Linked DNA regions of Homo sapiens: region 2 is linked to region 1. Evidence: chromatin loops called from intact Hi-C (ENCODE). Cell type or tissue: psoas muscle. All regions are shown on one strand. Links, peaks and the distances in the headings refer to the core of each region. The heading gives the core; the rest is flanking DNA. Region 1 overlaps PCSK6 (proprotein convertase subtilisin/kexin type 6). Region 2 overlaps PCSK6 (proprotein convertase subtilisin/kexin type 6).

Region 1 (8,769 bases), core at 299-8,298:
GCACAGGGAACGACGGAACAGTGAAAGCAAACCTTGAGGAAACTCGCCCATAGAAAAGCAAGATCCCAGCACATTCTGTAAACGTTACTATGCATTCGACCCAGAGAACAAAGACAGGCGTTTATAGACCTTTGTGGGTAACTACAAAATAAGATGTGCTGATTATTCCAGTTTTCTTTCCTGGTTGTAACCCCATTACCTAGATCAGAGTTTGGTACTTAATAAAGACTAGTTAAATAAATGATTGATCATTAAGTAAAAGGGATTAAAAAGGTACAAGAATTACCAGAGAAATAAACAATCCAAAAGAAAAATTAAGAAAACCATTCCATTTGCAATAGCATAAAAATAATAAAATACTTAGGAACAACTTTCACCAAGGAGGCGAAAGACTTATATACTCAACACTACAAAAAACACTGCTAAACAAAATTAAAGAAGAGCTAAATAAACAGAAAACTATCCCAAGTTTATGGACTGGAAGACTTAATATTGTTAATGTGGAAATATTCCCCAAAATGATCTACATATCCAATCTCTACCAGAATTCCAACTACCTTTTAAAAAAGAAATGTACAAGCTTATCTTCAAATTCACATGGAATTACACGGGACCCAAAATAGCCAAAACAATCTTGAGAAAGAACCACCAAGTTGGAGGACTCGCACTTTCTTATTTCAAAACTTACTACAAAGCTACAGTGATCAAAACAATATGGTACTGACTCCAAGATAGATATACAGACCAATGGAACAGAATCGAGAGTGTGGAAACGAACCTCTCTTCTGTGGTCAGTTGATTTGCAACAGGAGTCTCAAGATCACCTAATGGGTAAAGAATGCATTTTTCAGCAAGTGGTGCTGGAACAAATGGGTACAAAAGAATGAGTTTGGACCCCTACCTCACACCATATACAAAAATAATTCAAAATGGATCAAAGTCCTACATGTAAGAGCTATAACACTCTTAAAAGGAAACACAGGAGTAAATCTCTGTGACTTTGGGTTAGGCAATGGTTTCTCAGGTATGACACCAAGAGCACAAGCAACAGAAGAAAAAATAAATTGAATTTCATCATAATTTAAAACTTTTGTGCATCAAGGTGCATCATCAGGCAATTGAAGAACCACAGATACCACTTCACACCTACTAGAACGCTTATAATTTTTTAAAAAGCAGAGAATATTAAGTGTTAACGAGAATGTGAAGGAGCTGGACCTCTCATATATTGCTGGCCGGAATGTAAAAGGGTGCAGCCAATGTGGAAGACAGTTTGGCTGTTCCTCAAAACGTTCAACATAGAGTTACCATATGACCTGACAATTCCAATCTTAGGTATACGCCCACGAGAAACAAAAACATAGGTCCACATAAAAACTTGTACATGAATCCTCATAGCTGTACTATTTGTAACAGCTAAAAGGTAGAAACAACCCAAATGTCCATCACAGGTGAATGAATAAACAAAATGTGATCAATCCGTACAATGGAATATCGTTTAGCCATACGAGTAATGACGTTTTGATGCATACGACAATATTGAAAAACTTTGAAAACATCATGCTAAGTGAAAGAAGCCAGACACAAAAGGCCAGGTGTTGTATTATTTCATCTATATGAAATGTCCAGGAGAGGCAAATCCAAAGAAATGGTAAGTGGATTAGAGGTTGCCAGGAGCTGGGAGGGGAGGAGGGAATGGGGAGTGGCTGCTTCATGGGTATGGGGTTTCTTTTTGTGGGGATGAAAACATTCTGGAATTAGATAGTGCTGACGTTTACATGACATCGTGGATGTACTAAAAGCCACTGAACTGTCCACTTAAAAATAATTAAAATGGTGAATTTTCTGTTATGGGAATTCTACCTCTAAAACACAAAACAAAGAATTATCAGAGACTCCGTAGTTAAATAAGGCCCAGAGGTAAAAAGAGGCTTGAGATACAAAAGCTGTCATGAGATTCCCAAGAGCCACTGACCTTGCTTCTCCGGGTTGCGGACCTGGGATGGCAGATCTTGGATTTCCAAGGTCCACTGCCCTTCAGCCTTTTCTCCCCAGCAGTGGACAGTCATGAATTCCCAGTTTGTAAACCCTTCATTGGAAAGATCCAGCAACCTGCAATTGGAGGTGTGGTGTCAGAAATGAAGGTGCTGGTACTGAGTGGCTGGGCGGAGGGGCTGGCACAAGCAGGGCTCTCGGGGGACTGTATGACCTGGCTGGACCGTACCCCCAGGGTAGCGGGGGTCTGGCCCCAGCCAACCCGAGGGCAAAGGGCACAGTGAAATGTGATCGTCTTTAAGCTCTTACACAGACTCTCTCCTCCATCACCTCCTTGAACCTCCTTAACATTCTGAGAGGAAGGCAGGCAGGCAGGCAGGTTTCATATAACCCAGTGAAAGATGTTTACAAGCTCTCACCAACAGAAGCCCCCAGTCCCGACAATTTCCTGCAGAAGGTGGCTGGCTCCTTCCCACCCAGCAACAATCTTACAGAGACCATAACTCCAGTGCCCGGATGCACGAAAGCAGACAGGGGCGGGGGTCCCCCTGGGGTACCTTCACCGAAGCCCAGAGAGTGCTCACTAAGGACGCCTTTTGAAAGTGCTTGTTTGTGCAAGAATGAAACTTCCATGTTTGATTTCAAGCCAGCTGTGTGCACTGTTCTCTGGGAGACACAAATAAGGAAAGAGGAGCAGCTACTCAAGCTTGTGGGGAAAGTTCTGTCCCTTCACCTGCAGGGCTGATCCAGTCTCAACAGGGGCATTTGAGGGAGATGACAATGGCAGGGTTGGTTGCTTTTCAGTGGGAATGGGAGGGGCCCGTGGAGAGCGGGGGGAGGAGACAGCTCCCCCACCCCCAGCAGTACCCTCCTTGCAAGTCCTGATGAGCCTCCCTTTACCCTTCCCAACTCGAAGGTCTTTCCCAACTGTACCCTTGAGCCCCTGGGCCTTCTGCCTCACACTTGGTTCAGGCAGAAACAGGAAGCAACTAATCAACATCCAATCTCTTCCTGCACCCAGTGCCATCCTCAGAAGTGACTCTTTCTGTACTGGAATCAATTCCAGGTTTTTTCCTCTTATTCTTTCTTCACAGTCTAATTTTCTATCTCGATTTTGGAATAAACATTTTTTTTAACATAGGCATCTTTATTGTTCATCAGAAATTGAAATACATAAGTTTTGAATGATGTAAGATTCAATTTCCAATCTGGGGGTTCTCTGAACACTCAATGTAGGAAAATGTTTATCTAGGGAACATTCTTTGCAATGGAGAAGAGTGAGGGGGAAGCATCCTGTGCTTTCTTCTAAGAAATGGCAAAGGTCAAGGCTGATTTTCACACTCGATGCCAAGCTGAACCCAACACACTGGGGACAGAACAAGGACAAACTGTCTTTTAAGGGCTGAGGTGCTGAGGCACATCAATGGCTTCTTAGTGAAGAACCTGGCAAACTGATAAAGCTGCTAAATTAAGTAAGATGTGCAGTAGGATAGGAGGTCATTGATCCTAAAACACAAATTCTTGATACAATCACAAAATCTGCCTTGGAAAAAAACCAAAGTCCCAAGACTCAGATGACAGCTGGAGTAGCCTCAGGGTAGTTTTTGTTTGTTTGTTTTTTGTTTTTGAGACAGACTCTCTTTCTGTCACCCAGGCTGGAGTGCAGAGGCGTGACCTCAGCTCACTGCAACCTCCGCCTCCTGGGTTCAAGTGATTCTCTTGCCTCAGCCTCCCAAGTAGCTGGGATCACAGGTGCGTGCCACCACGCCCAGCTAATTTTTGTATTTTTAGTAGAGACAAGAGTTGGCCAGGTTGGTCTCGAACTCCTGACCTCAGGTGATCCACCCACCTTGGCCCCTCAAAGTGCTGGGACTACAGGTGTGAGCCACCCTTCCTGGGCTAGGGTAGTTTTTAAAATGCCTGATGGCGCAAGGACAGCACTACCCAGCCAAGGGGTGGCTCCCAATAGGCCTGGCAGGACCTGCCCTCTATTATCCCAAGGGCACAACACTGGGCAGCAGCAGGAGGAGGAAAGTTTCCAGGGAAGGGAAACAGGGCCCCAGGGGAGCGGGAGAGGGGAGGCTGGGGCAGCGGAAGGTTCTTGTGGGTCAGGTAGCCGGACGTAAGCAGGACACGTAGGGCAACCAGGCCCCTGTGCCAGGGATACATATATTATCACACTCAAGTCTTATAACAGTCCTAATGTTTACAGATAAGTGAAGTGGCATTTTCAGAGATGAGGAATAAAGAGAGGCAAAGGGACTGGCTCCTGGGAGCCCAGCCAGGAGTGGAAGAGCAGGGTGTGGGCCAACTCTCCAGGGTCACTGCCACCCGCCTGCCTGCTACCTGCTGCCCCAGCCTCTCAGCCTCACCACAGGCTCTCCGTCAACCTGGGCCATCACCTGGGCCTGCACCCAGCTCTGGCTCTGAGTCAGGGGTCACAAACCTGGGTGCCACTAGGTGTGCGGCTGGAGTGAACGGAGAGCCCGTTGCTGGCCTCAGGGCTGCCAGCACGGAAAACATGGAGCACATGGACACACACTCGCCCACCTGCTCAGCTCCGGCCCAGTGCACGCAGGAACACGGGGCTGGTGTCAGACAGCTTCCAACTTTCCAAGAAATGCCAGAAATGAGGACTTTTAAAATCTTTAAGGTTAAAAAAATAAAATAAAAAACACCACGGGGAGCAACATAGCATCAAAAGCTGCAGCTCGTCCGCTGACACCGAACTGCTCGTGCCCGTGTGAGACCTCCCACAGGCAGAGGCACAGCACGGCCGGGCCTCCCGGCAGGAGGGAGAGGTGCCCCTGTGACACTCGTGCTATGAAAGGAGAATGTGGGATGGGCTGAGCTTGGTGCCAGGGTCTGCCTCAGGGTTGATTCCAGTGCACCGAGGACAAAGCTGGTGCCGGGCCCGCCACCTGCTGCCACCGCTCCAGCTTGCCTGCTGCAGAGAGACCAGGCTGCTGGGCAGTGCTGTGGGGGGCACAGCACAGGCCCCAATCCTCTGGACAATGGCCCTGTCTACCTTGCATTGCTGCTGAGTCAATTACCCTGTCTCATACAAAGTGGTGGGGAGGGGAAGGGTTAAGCAAAGGGCAACCCCCAACTTCTGCCTGGTTCCATCTGAGAGCCTTCGCTAGCCCCTGTTTCTGAATCTCTGCAGCTCCCTATAGCCTACACAAGGGCCACAGCCTCAGGCAGGTCACCAAAGGAGTCAAGTGGGCCCAGAGTGGGCAAGGGGACCACACCCCAGAAGACAGAGCAGGCCTGGTCCTGGGGGGCTTCCTGCAGATGATGTGGGCACAGTGCCAGTCCTGGTTTTTGAGAGAAGCTGGAAATGCTGATTTGTCCATGAAATTTCTTTACTCTCTCTACCTCTTAGCTAGAAAGAGACAGAAGGTACCAGAATACCCTGGCCCCTCTTAAGTTCCCATAAACACCTTCATTCTAATTACCTGTAAGTCATATATTTGCATCAATGTATTTCCCCTTGTTTCTAAGTTTGTTAAAGAAATGACTCCATAGCCTCCCAAAAAACCATGTGCGAAGCTTTGGAATTCCCAGCCCCTGAGCGCAAGAGAAGTTGGCAGAGAGCAGCCTGGGAGCACCTTCCCCACATACCACCCGAGCCTGTCTGTATTCCCGGGACAGGCCCCTGCTGGTGCAGGTTCTGCAGGGCAGCCCACGACTGGGTGGGAGAGCTGGTGGGGGGACAAACAGTGCTCCCTGTGGTACACATGCTCGATTCAAAAGCCAACTGAATAGGATTAAATGACCTTTAATGCACTTCTAAGCAAAGAAGGCATAGCCAGAATTCCACAAATCCCTCCGCTAAACAACAAAAAACGAAACAACAACTCTTTTGTCACTTCTCTCTGAAAAGGAAAGTTTTCCAGGACCTTTTGGAAGGCAAGGTTTCAGGGAGCAACTTTTAAGGTTTTTGGGGCCTACATGCAAGGGTCTCCAAGAGAAAGGAAGCTGCCAGCAGAACCAGTGGGAGTCCCCAACGCCAGAGGGCCTTGCAGAGACACTGTGGGCCCAAGACTGGACAGAAGCTCTTGTGCAGGGTCAATCTCAGTGAGCCCAGACCCCATCCCCACGCCTGCCTCGCCTTACCTCTTTGCCAGAAGTTGAGACTTGGTTCCCGAGGGAGAAACCAGGTAGATCTGGAGGTCTCCTCGGCGTGGGTGTGAGATGGAGGTGCGAACCACCACGTGCTCCAAGTAGACCACCCGCTGGTCCGAGTGCTCCGCGCAGGCGCTGGTCAGGGCCGTAGTCCGCAGCACCTGCACTAAGGGGATGCTCCTGGGGGAGAAGGGAGGGCTCAGCACTTGGCACCGGAAGCATGAAGTCTCACCCACACAGCCAGGAGCTCCAGCGCCCGTCCACTCTATCCCCACTGCAGCCTCAGGGCCCTGCGGGCCCCGGGGAGCCGCAGCAGCCTCTGACTGCCTCACGTGGATGCTCCACTGTGAACTTTATCACCTGTCCTGAAGACGTTTATGCCTCTGGAATTTGCTTACAGAGATTTGAAAGATGGTTCGGCTGGGCACTGTGGCTCACGCCTCTGATCCCAGCTCTTTGGGAGGCCGAGGCACCGCCTGCTGCCACCGCTCCAACTTGCCTACAGTGGAGAGACCAGGCTGCTGGGCAGTGCTGTGGGGTGCACAGCACAGGCCCCATTCCTCTGGACGATGGCCCTGTCTGCCTTGCATTGCTGCTGAGTCAATTATTTTGTCTTATACAAAGTGGGGGGAGGGGGAGGGCAGATCACAAGGTCAGGAGTTTGAGACCAGCCTGGCCAATACGGTGAAACCCTGTCTACTAAAAATACAAAAATTAGCTGGGCATGGTGGCGGGTGTCTGTAATCCCAGCTACTCGGGAGCCTGAGGCAGGAGAATCTCTTGAACCCAGGAGGTGGAGGTTGCAGCGAGCCGAGGTCGCACCACTGCACTCCAGCCTGGGAGACAGAGCAAGGCTCCAACTCAAAAATAAAATAAAATAAAAGATGGGTTCTTGGGCAGACTTGGGTGAATGTCCCCAGGGATGGGCTCCCTTTGGTGACCAGAAGGCGGCTTCTCCTCGGTGGCATTTGGCCAGCTCGTTTCTCAGTTGCCCTAGTATGACCTCCATGGTGACAGGTACACTAAAAGGCCAGACCTCACCACACTGCAATATGTGCATGTAAGAAACCTGTCCTTGGACCCCCTAAATATATAAAAATAATTAAATGTTTTAACAAACAAACAAATAAAAAATCCCACTACTTTGTTCCGAAGACTAGCATTGAAAATAGAAGTCACAATGCTAAATAACAGCAATCAGCAAACATTTCCCAAGCTGACTGTGCACTGAGCATAAGGCACTGGCCTGAGAATTTCCAAGGATTAACCCATTTAATCCAGAGGGAAATTAAGGACTGTACCCAAGGTGTAGCTAATGCGGGGAGGAGCTGGGATTTGGGGCCCCAGAGCCCACGCCTCTGCCTCCAGGCCTCACTGCCTCCGCCTCCAGGCCTCGCTGCCTCGAATGGAAGCTCGCGTGGACCCACAGTCAAGGACACAGCTCGGAGTTCGGAGGCTGCCCTCTCATGCTGATCGAGGGTGCCAAGCTTGTGTGCTCCCAAATCTCCTGCAGAAAGCAGGGTCCCCTCACTTTCCTGCCCTGTCATGGAAATGGACGATGGTTCCCTTTACAAACTCAGGGCAGCTTTACCATATGGGATGGAGTCTGAGGGTAAAAACAAAGCCTCAATCATTCAAGACTCCTTCCTGCTAGAATTTTCTGACACACTCCCCAGACCAAGCAGACTCCCCAGACCAAGCAGATCCAAAATCTGTACCCCAAGGCTGTTTCTGTGTCCAGGCTGGACCATCCTGCCAATTCCAGGCCATTAGGGTTCATGCCTCTTTGAACTCAGCCCCCGACCCACCCCAGTGATCTGCAGCTGAAGAAACATGGCATTCTTCAGTGCAGACCCACCGCCGCCCAGCAGCACATTAATAACTCCCCACCACACGACCGGTGCTTGGCTTATTACGGGGAGCGCTTTTCCCATTATGCCTGGACTCTCCTCCCGGGAGGCATGAGGCGTTCTGCTCAGAGCCTCTCAGGAGTTACACTGCTTGGCTCTACTGGGCCCTGAGTCATAAAAAACAATCAAAACAGTTATAAACAGTGATGTAATTCCCTCGGAGACTCTGTAAGTATTTGAAAACACGCTTTGCATGCACCATAAATTGATCTAGAGATGCTGACTTCCTTCATTGCCTTCTCCCAAGCTTTACTGCTAGTGTTTACTGGCCAGCAGCCCCCGCTGCGGTAGATGGCGAACACAAGAGAAGGCTCTGGGGAGTTCCAGGACCTGCAGGGCCCATGTGTCTCTCCAGGTGAGTGTCCCCCATCCCCCACCTTCACCCCACACTAAGAATGTAAGGTGGGTACGTTAGGGAGAAGCAAGGTGTGGAGACGGAGAAACGTCTATGCCGGCAGACTTACTCAGTGCTCCCCTGGGGCTTCAAAATGTAGCTCCCAGTCAACCCCAAAAACCAGGAATAACCCTACACTCTCACACTTCAACACCTTTCCAGTGCTGAATAGCAAGATCAAGGGGAAACAGACACAAAAGCCTTAACCAAGTTGAAGACACGGTCCCCACACTCCAACCAATTGCTCATCGGTAGGGGAAGTGATCAATCTGCTCTAGAAATAGACCTGGAATCCTTGTGAAGAAGCTTTAATCCCATTGATAAGGCACAGGGATGAGAGAA
Region 2 (8,769 bases), core at 525-8,524, 60 kb after region 1:
CAAGATGGAATTAATACGAAGAAAACTACATAAAAGAATGTTAGAGCCACAGGCAAAGCACAGATATTTTTAAAAATAACATTATGAAAGCAGCTACAGGGAAGGGCCATGGTGGCTCATGCCTGTAATCCCAGCACTTTGGGAGGCTGAGGTGGGAGGATCGCTTGAGGCCAGGAGTTTGAGTCCAGCCTGGGCAACACAGCAGTATCTCATCCTACAAGGAAAAAGGTGTGTGTTTTTTTTAATTAGCTGGGAAAGGTTGTGTTCACCTGCAGTCCCAGATACTTGGGAGGCTCGGGTGGGAGGATCACTTGAGGCCAGGAGTTTAAGGCTGCAGTGAGCTATGATTATGCCACTGCACTCCAACCTGGGTGACAGAGCAAGACCCCATCTCTTCAAAAAAAAAAAAAGGAGCCATAGGAACAAATCACGTTTCTTAAAAGGGAACAACAATAAGGATGGCAATTAACAATCGACTCATCGTCGGAAACAATGGATACCAGAAGACAACAGAATAACACCTTTAAAGTGTTGAAAGACAAAAAAAAAGTTAGAAGGTCGTGTTCAGCATAATTTCTTTTAAGAAAAATGAAGAGAAGCCACTTTCAGATAAAATTGGAGAGAATTTTTCACTAGCATACCTGAACCTCAACAAATACCAAAAGAGGTGAGAGATAACCTCAATAAATACCAAAGAGCCTGGCGACAGGCTGAAGATAAATGGAAAGATGGAAATCTGAAGCTAGAAAAAGTAAGGAAGACCAGTCAGTGGAATGGTACACAGGCAGGTAAATGTATTTCTTGTCATAAGTAGTTTGCGGTCAACTACATGTTTAAAACAAGAAATGCACTGTGGGTTTATAACATGTGAAGTAGAATCTATAAAAACAACAGCACAAACAATGACAGTGATGGTGAATGGAAACAATCTTAGATTTACACATTATATAGAAAGTACACTATTAATTCCAGATAGACTGGGATAAGTTGGGATATGCATGATAACAGGGATATTTTTTAATTAACGCATTGAATATGGTTGAGCACATGCTGCATGTATAATACTGGATATGCCGCTGACAGAGAGACGAAAGAGATGAGGGTCACAGTTCTGGGCCTCTAGGAGCTCAGCATGTCTTTGGAGGGAACCAACAAGGAAGATGGCACAGAACCACCTATTGAAGTTAAAGGGGCAGGTAGGAGCCCCAGGGGTGGCAGAGCAGGCACCCCATGAGAGCAGGGCATGAGGGTGTGGCTGAGCTTGACACGGCAGGACTTGACTACCCGTGAGAGTGCTGAGGAGACAATTACGTCTGCGGCGTGGGGCTGGGGTGAGCAGGCCACATAAAGATCGAGGACATGAGGTGGAGCTCACACCTCTCTGGAAGGTAGGTGTGGGGTTGAGGCTGGCCTTGACCCAAGGATCCAGTGATAGCCACTGGCTCCAAAGCTGCTGCAAACAGCTTTAGCCTCTCCACACAGGCAGCCAACCCGCTTCCTCCTGGTTCTCCCTCCAAGCCCACCTCTGGGTGAGGTGCTCTAACACAGCTCCCTCTCTGTGTGTGCTGGCACACAACAGGGAATTTCCCTGGGATGTCCCTGGAGCTGACCATAGAGCTCTTCCTTTTCATGTCTTTATTGTTAGTTGTCACTCAAGAGACTATAATGCATATCCTAACTTATCCCAGTCTATCTGGAATTAATAGTATACTATTTTCTGTATAATGTATAAATCTAAGATAGAGCGTTTCCATTCACCATGACTGTTACCATTCCTGCTGTTGTTTATATACATATATATATATATTGCTTCATACGTTATAAACCCACAGTGCATTGCTATTATTCTTGTTTTAAACACATGCCAAATTCTATCCCTACATTTTCCAGATCTGGAGGGAGCACCTTCACTTGCAGGACTCGGGAAACGTAGGGAAAGAGTTTGGCGATGAGTGTAGAGCTATCTAACGGTAATGCTGTATTTACTGTGCACCTCATCTGGGAGGATCTTTATGCATGTTACTTCCACTGACTCCTCCCCGCAATCCATGATGCAGGTGTTACCTACCTGTGAGACCCCAGGGAGTCCTCTAAACCAGCGCTTCTCACATTGTGACGTGGAGACAAATCCCCTGCGATCTTGTTATAATGCAAACCCTGACTCCGTAGGCCTGGGGTGGGGATTCTGCATTTCTAACGGCTCCCAGAGGATGCCATGCTCAAAGTCTAGGGACTTGGGGGAGCAAGGCTCAAGCAACTCCAAAGGTGGGGTCCACCCCTCACTCAAAGCAACACAAATGGTTTTTATTCTCCCACTGAGAGTCTCAGCAAGAGGGAAGGAGGAGCTCAGCTATCCCCTGCAGACTTAGCCCAAGCCGATGGTTTCACACATGGTATCTGACTTCATCCTCATAACAAAACTGGGGAGGCAGCTGCCTGGTGGTCATTTCACCCCACAGGTAAAGAAACCTTGGCTCAGAGAGGTTATGTAAGTTGTTCAAGGACACACAGACAGTGAGTGGTGGGAATGGAACTGGCACCCAGGTTGGCCCGATTCTACAGATCCTGGAGAGACGTCTCAGGGCTCTGCACCCATCATCAAAGGCTCCAGGGAGAACTTATATATCTCAGTTTGCAAGAACTATCCACAAAGGAGCCAGGCCAGTTGACAGAGTCTCCTGATTTGTTCTGCAGAACGCGCCCTTGGGGGTTAATTCTGCTATAAAATGAAAATCCAAGCCACCTTCAAGATTTCCACGGGAAAAGGCAGGCAGAGTCCTAATTAAGTAAAAGCTAAGGACCCTCTTTTCGAAACACAAGAAATTCCCCCAAGGACTGGTGATCCAGGGAACCGTGGCCCAACCTCCCTGCCTGGTACTGCTCATAAGTGGAGCCAAAGCGGCTGCAGCCACCCTCACCAAGGCTCGGTGGCAGAACGGCAGAAAGTGGCTGCAGCCACCCTCACCAAGGCTCGGTGGCAGAACGGCAGAAAGCGGCTGCAGGCACCCTCACCAAGGCTCAGTGGCAGGATGGCAGTGCCCCCCCGGGAAGGTGGTTTCCCACTGCAGCCACCTGAGTGAGCAGGAGCACCTTCGGACTGAGAAGCAGACAGGCCTCCTGGGTGAGGCCGCAGTCCCTGGAGGCCCTCTGGCACTCCTCTCTGCTGCCCCCACTTGCTCAGTTCCCGGGTCAGTGACATGCACCTAGAGGGGCCTTCAGAGCACTTGGGTGACTGAGCTGTCACACTGCCGGGCTCCCGTGGGGAATAGGAAGACATTCAATACTTTACTCCAAAGCCTCATCCTAGCAAGGGCAGCTTGACTGAGCAGTGTGAGAAGCTAAATGGCAAGACCAGACGCACGCGGGGCAGGGGCGGCTGCTGCTCCGTAAAGGGACCAAGAAGAGCTGATTCCCTGGTGAATGAGACGGGGGACAGCTGGATCCAGGGAGCACTTCACAGAACAGAGCAGGCATGAGGCTGCCATAAGGCACAGGTGGACAGAGCCAAGTGGAAAGACGGGGGAGGCGGGGATGGGAATGGTTCAAGCCCAGGCATCAATCGGGAAGACCAGATGTGTCTAAGGGGCACTATGAAAAATGTCCTCTAAGGTCAGAGCAGGGGCAGGAGAAGTGGGCCAGCAGGCTTGAGTGGGAGTCAGAACCCAGGGAAAGCTCTGGTCCCGGGTAAAAGCTGTCACTCTGTCTGGGAAGTGACGGAGCCACTGAGGGCTATGGGCAGCGGGGAATCAACGCAGACTTCTAGGAGTCAGCAGCCAGGCCAGCAGGACCAGAGGAGAGAGGGTACCTTTCTGATGGGAACTGCAATGGCTTTTCAGGCAAAACAGTAAGCAGTTCCTCTGTCTTGAGGCCCCAATCCCTGTGGGTCAGCTGCCTGGGCCATGATACAGACGGCACTGCTGCGTCTGGCCCAGGGGTCTGCTGACATGGCCAAAGCCAAAAAACAGGAGGCTGCTGAGACCAGCGGACAGGGAGCTCCCAGCTGCCCCTGCCCCAGGCCCCTCGGCTCGCAGGCTGCCACGCCCGGCCTTACCTCCTATTTTGGCATTGTACGCTATGCCCACGATGCAGTAGGAATTGTTTGCTGAAGCAGCAACTTCTCCCGCACAACGAGTGCCGTGTCTGAAACAAAGGAAAAAACCAAGTGAGGACGCAGCCCAGCAAGTTTCAGTGAATTCAGTGCCTGGCTCAGTTCAATGCAACAAGAGAGTCAGTTGTCCGAAGCCCAGAGATGTCATTAAAGCCCATTTCCTGCATCCCCTCTCATCACCAACCCCACTCTGGGAGAAGGCACCAAGTCAGCCTGGGTACAGCCCTTCCTGGCATCCTGAATGTGGCAAGTGCTCACGCATGGTCACCTCTTCCAGCATGCCTCCCCTGACCCCCATGTGGGAGGAAGGTGCCTGCCCCAGTGCCCGTGGTCCTATACCTTCCTCCTCCCAGCACGTGTAATTGGCACATGGCCACTGCTGTGTAGGGTGGGTGCTGCGCCACCTCGGCCTCGTGTCTCCTGTGGCTGGCAGCAGGGACACCTGCTGCCTGGCAGGATGAAAGAAGGAACAGTCTGGTGCTGATGTCACCTGCCTCATCCCCTATGCACCTACAACACCATGCTTACCCTGAGGCAGCCCTTCCTGTGCTTCTAAGGCCATTTAAGCTGGAGCTGAGGAAGAACGCTCTAAATTAAACACTCAGCAGCTGGGAGACTATGAAGAAATGACCAGAAAAACAAATGCGTTTTCCTCAGTAATGACCCCATTCTCTGATGTGCCACGTCGGGTCAGTTCCTCCAGCGGGGGCCAAAATAGGAGCAACTTGAAATAGCACATCTTTGAGAAGAGTCCACAGAGGATGGGAATCATTGATTCAAATTTAAAGCTGCCTTTAAAAATCGCCCCAGGCAGCAGCCCTCTGGAAGAGAGTCATCTGTCCTTCCCTGGAAGCCACACAGCTTCAAGGCCAGGGCTGTTCCCGGGGTCACAGAGCTCAATGGATGGCTCGGGATGGGATTGAATCCTGCCCTTCAAGGGTCACTGCGTGGTATGTGGGTCATTCCTCCTTTGCCCCAGGCATCCTCACTGGCAGCAGGAAGGGCACCTTGGGACGTGCATGAGGCTGGGCTGCTGCAGGCTCGCGGGAGCTCTGCAGCCTGCTGTGTGGAACTCCAGTGGCCGAGGCTTCCTGCACAGCATTGCCTGCGCACCCGTTTGTGAATCTCAGAATCAAAGCGACCACAAACTAAAAGACTATAATCGGGAGACGCCCCTCAGCAAGAGTCTTGTCAACAGTGGGGAGGAAGAAAAAGCTTTTATTATTTCCCTCTAAATATTTTTAGAGGAATGATAAGAGCTCAGGGTATGGGGCATGCTGATGGAGAAGGAAAGAGACAGCAAATGAATTCCCAGGACTGACCCCAGGGCTGCCGTTTACACTGCAAAGTCACCTGGGCTCTCCGGACCCCACTGCCTCCACTTGCAAAATGACAGTGACACAAAAACGCCCACCATTTCGGAAGAATCTGCTGGGTGCATTCCTCATGCATCATCTCACTGACCCCTCCTGTGACCCTGTGAGGTAGGGGACATCACTGGCCTGGACGAGCCTCTAAGACACTAAGACATGAAGTTTCAACCAGCTCACCCGGCATGCACGCAGCCAGTAAGTGGGAGAGCTGCGATCTGAACCTGGGTCTATCCAGCATTACTCATGCCCCTTCCACCTCATTCCTAAGGTCACAGAGTCACAAAAGCTCAGGCACGTGACCTGTGTGCTCAAACAGACCAAACTGCTGTCTTCACACAGCAGGTCATGGAGACGGTTAGACTTAAGGGTTTCTCTTTTAAAATATTTCAAGAAAGTTGGAAACAGGAACGATGTCTGTCAAACACCCATTTCTAGCTGCCCGGCAGCGGTGACACCCCAGAGGAACAGGCTGACTCCACAGAAGCTGGCCGTGCCTGAAGGGCTGTGCCTGGCATGGCCTGTGACTCCTGGAGAAGCCTGCCTCGCGCCCAGGCAGGGAAGATACGCCGGCAGCCACCGCCTCTCCAGCTCCCTCGCACACACATTCAATAGTGACGCTGCAGGGAGGGGAAGAGAAGCCGGGGAGATGAGGCGAGGTGACGTACTTATTTTCATTGCTGGCATCATATCGTGGAGATGGGTCATAATCATTGCCGTTCACGTCGTAGCTGGCGTAGGAATCCTAAGAAATGGAATCGTGGTGAGTGAGGAGAAATGGCATGTGACAGCTCTGTTTGAAATGGATTTTATGTTCCGTTGGCAAATAGAGAAACCACACGCGGGGCTCCTCTCTTACTATAGCTATAATCTCATATACGTTTTTATCGTGGTAAAATATATGTGACGGGAAATACACGACCTTAACCATTCTCGAGTGTGCGGCTCAGTGGCATTAATTCACAGTGCTTGAGGCCATCGCTGCTACCCATCTCCAGAACCCTTTCAACCTGCAAAACCCCACACCCACTCAACACTAACTCCCCACTCCCCTCTCCCAGGCCCTGGCAACCCCCACTCCACCTTTTTGTCTAAGAGTTTGGCTACTCCGAGTCACTCGTGTAAGTGGAATCAGGCAGTATTTGTCCTTTTGTGACTGGCTTATTTCACTTCGCATAACGTCCAAGGTTTATCCACGTTTCCACGTGGGTCAGGATTTCCTTCATTTTATATTTTCAATAGGTATGCTTTTGTTTATATGACTGTAACAGCAGTATTCACATAATTTTACATTCTCCTTTTAAAATATATGATAAAAGGTTTCCAGTGTTGTTGACACGTAGTCTGCAAAATTCATTTCTAAGGGCTGCATAACGATCTGTCAGATGGATACAATATGGTTTACTTAATCACCGGTAGGTGCCCAAGTCCCTTAGAGTATTTCTTGCATCTATGATATTTACGATATGCCAAGCTTGTGTCCTTACATTTAACTAATTTAGTCCTTACAATAACTCCGTGAGAGAGTCGTTCTCTTATGAACCATTTTACAGACGGTAAAATGTTTACAGATGAGGCACAGAGAAGTTAAGTAACTTACTCAAGATCTCAGAGCTAATCATTTGCAGACCCAGGATAGGAACCCAGGCACTCTGGGCCTAGAGCCCGTGTTTTCACACTGTCACCCTGTCACTGTTCGTGTTGCTACTATCTGTACGCTGATGATCCCCCTCCATGCATTTCTTAGTTCTTTAGGCTCCATTCCTAAAAGTGTATGTGACTGTGCAAGCATGTGGATGAATCCCTCTGCAAAACCCTTGCCCCTGACAGTAGCAAGTAGCAGAATATTCATCTTCCTAATTCTTTCCAGCATAGTTTTCTTTACTGCCTAACTTAATGGGGGCTGGGGGAGATCGGGACCTTACTGTTTTTAAACTTGCATTTACTTAATGACCAGCACAGTTGAATATATTTGCATGTCAGTTCCGAGGATTGACTTACATAATTTGGGGCCAGGTCAGGGTGATTTCTCTCTATGCCATCATCAAGGATGGTGACCACCACGTTTTTTCCTGTGTAGCCCCTCTTCCACGCTGCCTGGACATTCATTTCCGACCGGCAGCGACTGTTCTTGTCGCCACAATGCTGTAAGCACGAAAGACACAAAGTCCCCCCGACATGGACATTCCAGATGCAGAACTGACACTCGGTGCACACCCCACAGGGAGGCGCTTAGGCTTGCAAGTAAAAAAGGAGGGAACACCTATCCCTGCCTTACATAGCAGAGCTCCTCTTTCCCACTCGGATCGAGAATCATGCAGACGGCTCCCTTGCTTTTTCTGCACCTGCAATCTATATTTTCCCAGGGCATCGCCTCCCAGCAGGAGCTCTGTCCATGGGCTGGGCTTTGCCATTTAGTCATACAGCCTGCATCAAATCACTTCCCTTCTCAAAGAGCCCCCATCCCAGAGTGTGCTGCACAAAGTTTCAGAAAAAATCCACAGGAAAGCCGGTACTGCACAGCCTTGCGGTAGTGGTTTTACACCCTCAAGGTGAAGTGTGTCTGTCTGGAGATGTTGTTTGAATTTAGCTTTGTTGAGGGAAATTAACCCATTTCAGAGACCTGGCAGTGCAAGTGTCCTGGGGCAGACAGAGGTCCTGTCCTACTCACCAGGTACCACATGTTGGACCAAATGGGGTCGTTGAAGTAAAGGGCCTGCGGGTCACTTCGCACCTGTCTCTTCACCCTTCGTTTCACTTCCTGTTGCTGGAGCCATTTCACCTACCAGAAGAAATGCAATTACTGTTTATATTAGAAATGATTTCTTGATTTTATGTAGCCTCTTTGCAGGTGCTACAGCCTTCCTTGTGCGTGAATATCTGTGTCATAGCAGATATTTTAGATGGTAAGTTCCTGGGGACATTTTCACTTCAAAGTGACTACATTTGAAAGATGAGAAGTTGTTTGTGTATACAGAGGAAGAAATAACACCACTCTGATAGATTTTGAAGTCGTTGTACTAAAAGAAAGAAAGTGCTCACGCCTGTCATCCCAGCACGTTGGGAGGCCGAGGCAGGAAGATCGCCTGAGCCCAGGAGTTTGAGACCAGCCTGGGCAACATGGTGAAACCCCACCTCTCCAAAAAAAAAAAAAAAAAAATCTAGCTGGGCATGATGGCGCATGCCTGTAGTCCCAGCTCCTCAGGAGACTGAGGTGAAAGGATTGCTTGAGCCTGGGAAGTCAAGGCTGCAGTGAGCCATGATTGGTGCCACTGCACTCCAGTCTGGGCA

The links. Hi-C counts contacts between places; a loop is a spot of excess contacts. Peaks named below come from ENCODE experiments on the same cell type or tissue, not always from the same donor. Only the 100,000 strongest peaks of a DNase experiment are listed, where the experiment ranks them.
Region 2: it touches region 1 in a loop (2.1-fold over the local background); 5 of 110 quality-filtered maps call a loop at or near these places.

Annotation. Positions count from the first base shown.
Region 1 is chr15:101,364,221-101,372,989 of GRCh38, forward strand. It overlaps PCSK6 (proprotein convertase subtilisin/kexin type 6), which reads right to left. Exons shown (of 22, transcript NM_002570.5): 12 at 6,115-6,303; 13 at 1,976-2,112. Among named protein-coding and RNA genes, the nearest start is that of PCSK6-AS1, 34 kb to the left of the region's middle. RefSeq lists enhancers at 6,042-6,543, 6,544-7,043. In psoas muscle, for the core only: no CTCF peak of the experiment used is centred there; a DNase peak (open chromatin) is centred at 4,871.
Region 2 is chr15:101,423,841-101,432,609 of GRCh38, forward strand. PCSK6 (proprotein convertase subtilisin/kexin type 6) reads right to left here. Exons shown (of 22, transcript NM_002570.5): 3 at 8,150-8,260; 4 at 7,480-7,623; 5 at 6,147-6,223; 6 at 4,052-4,140. Among named protein-coding and RNA genes, the nearest start is that of PCSK6, 61 kb to the right of the region's middle. RefSeq lists an enhancer at 2,479-3,069. In psoas muscle, for the core only: no CTCF peak of the experiment used is centred there; no DNase peak of the experiment used is centred there.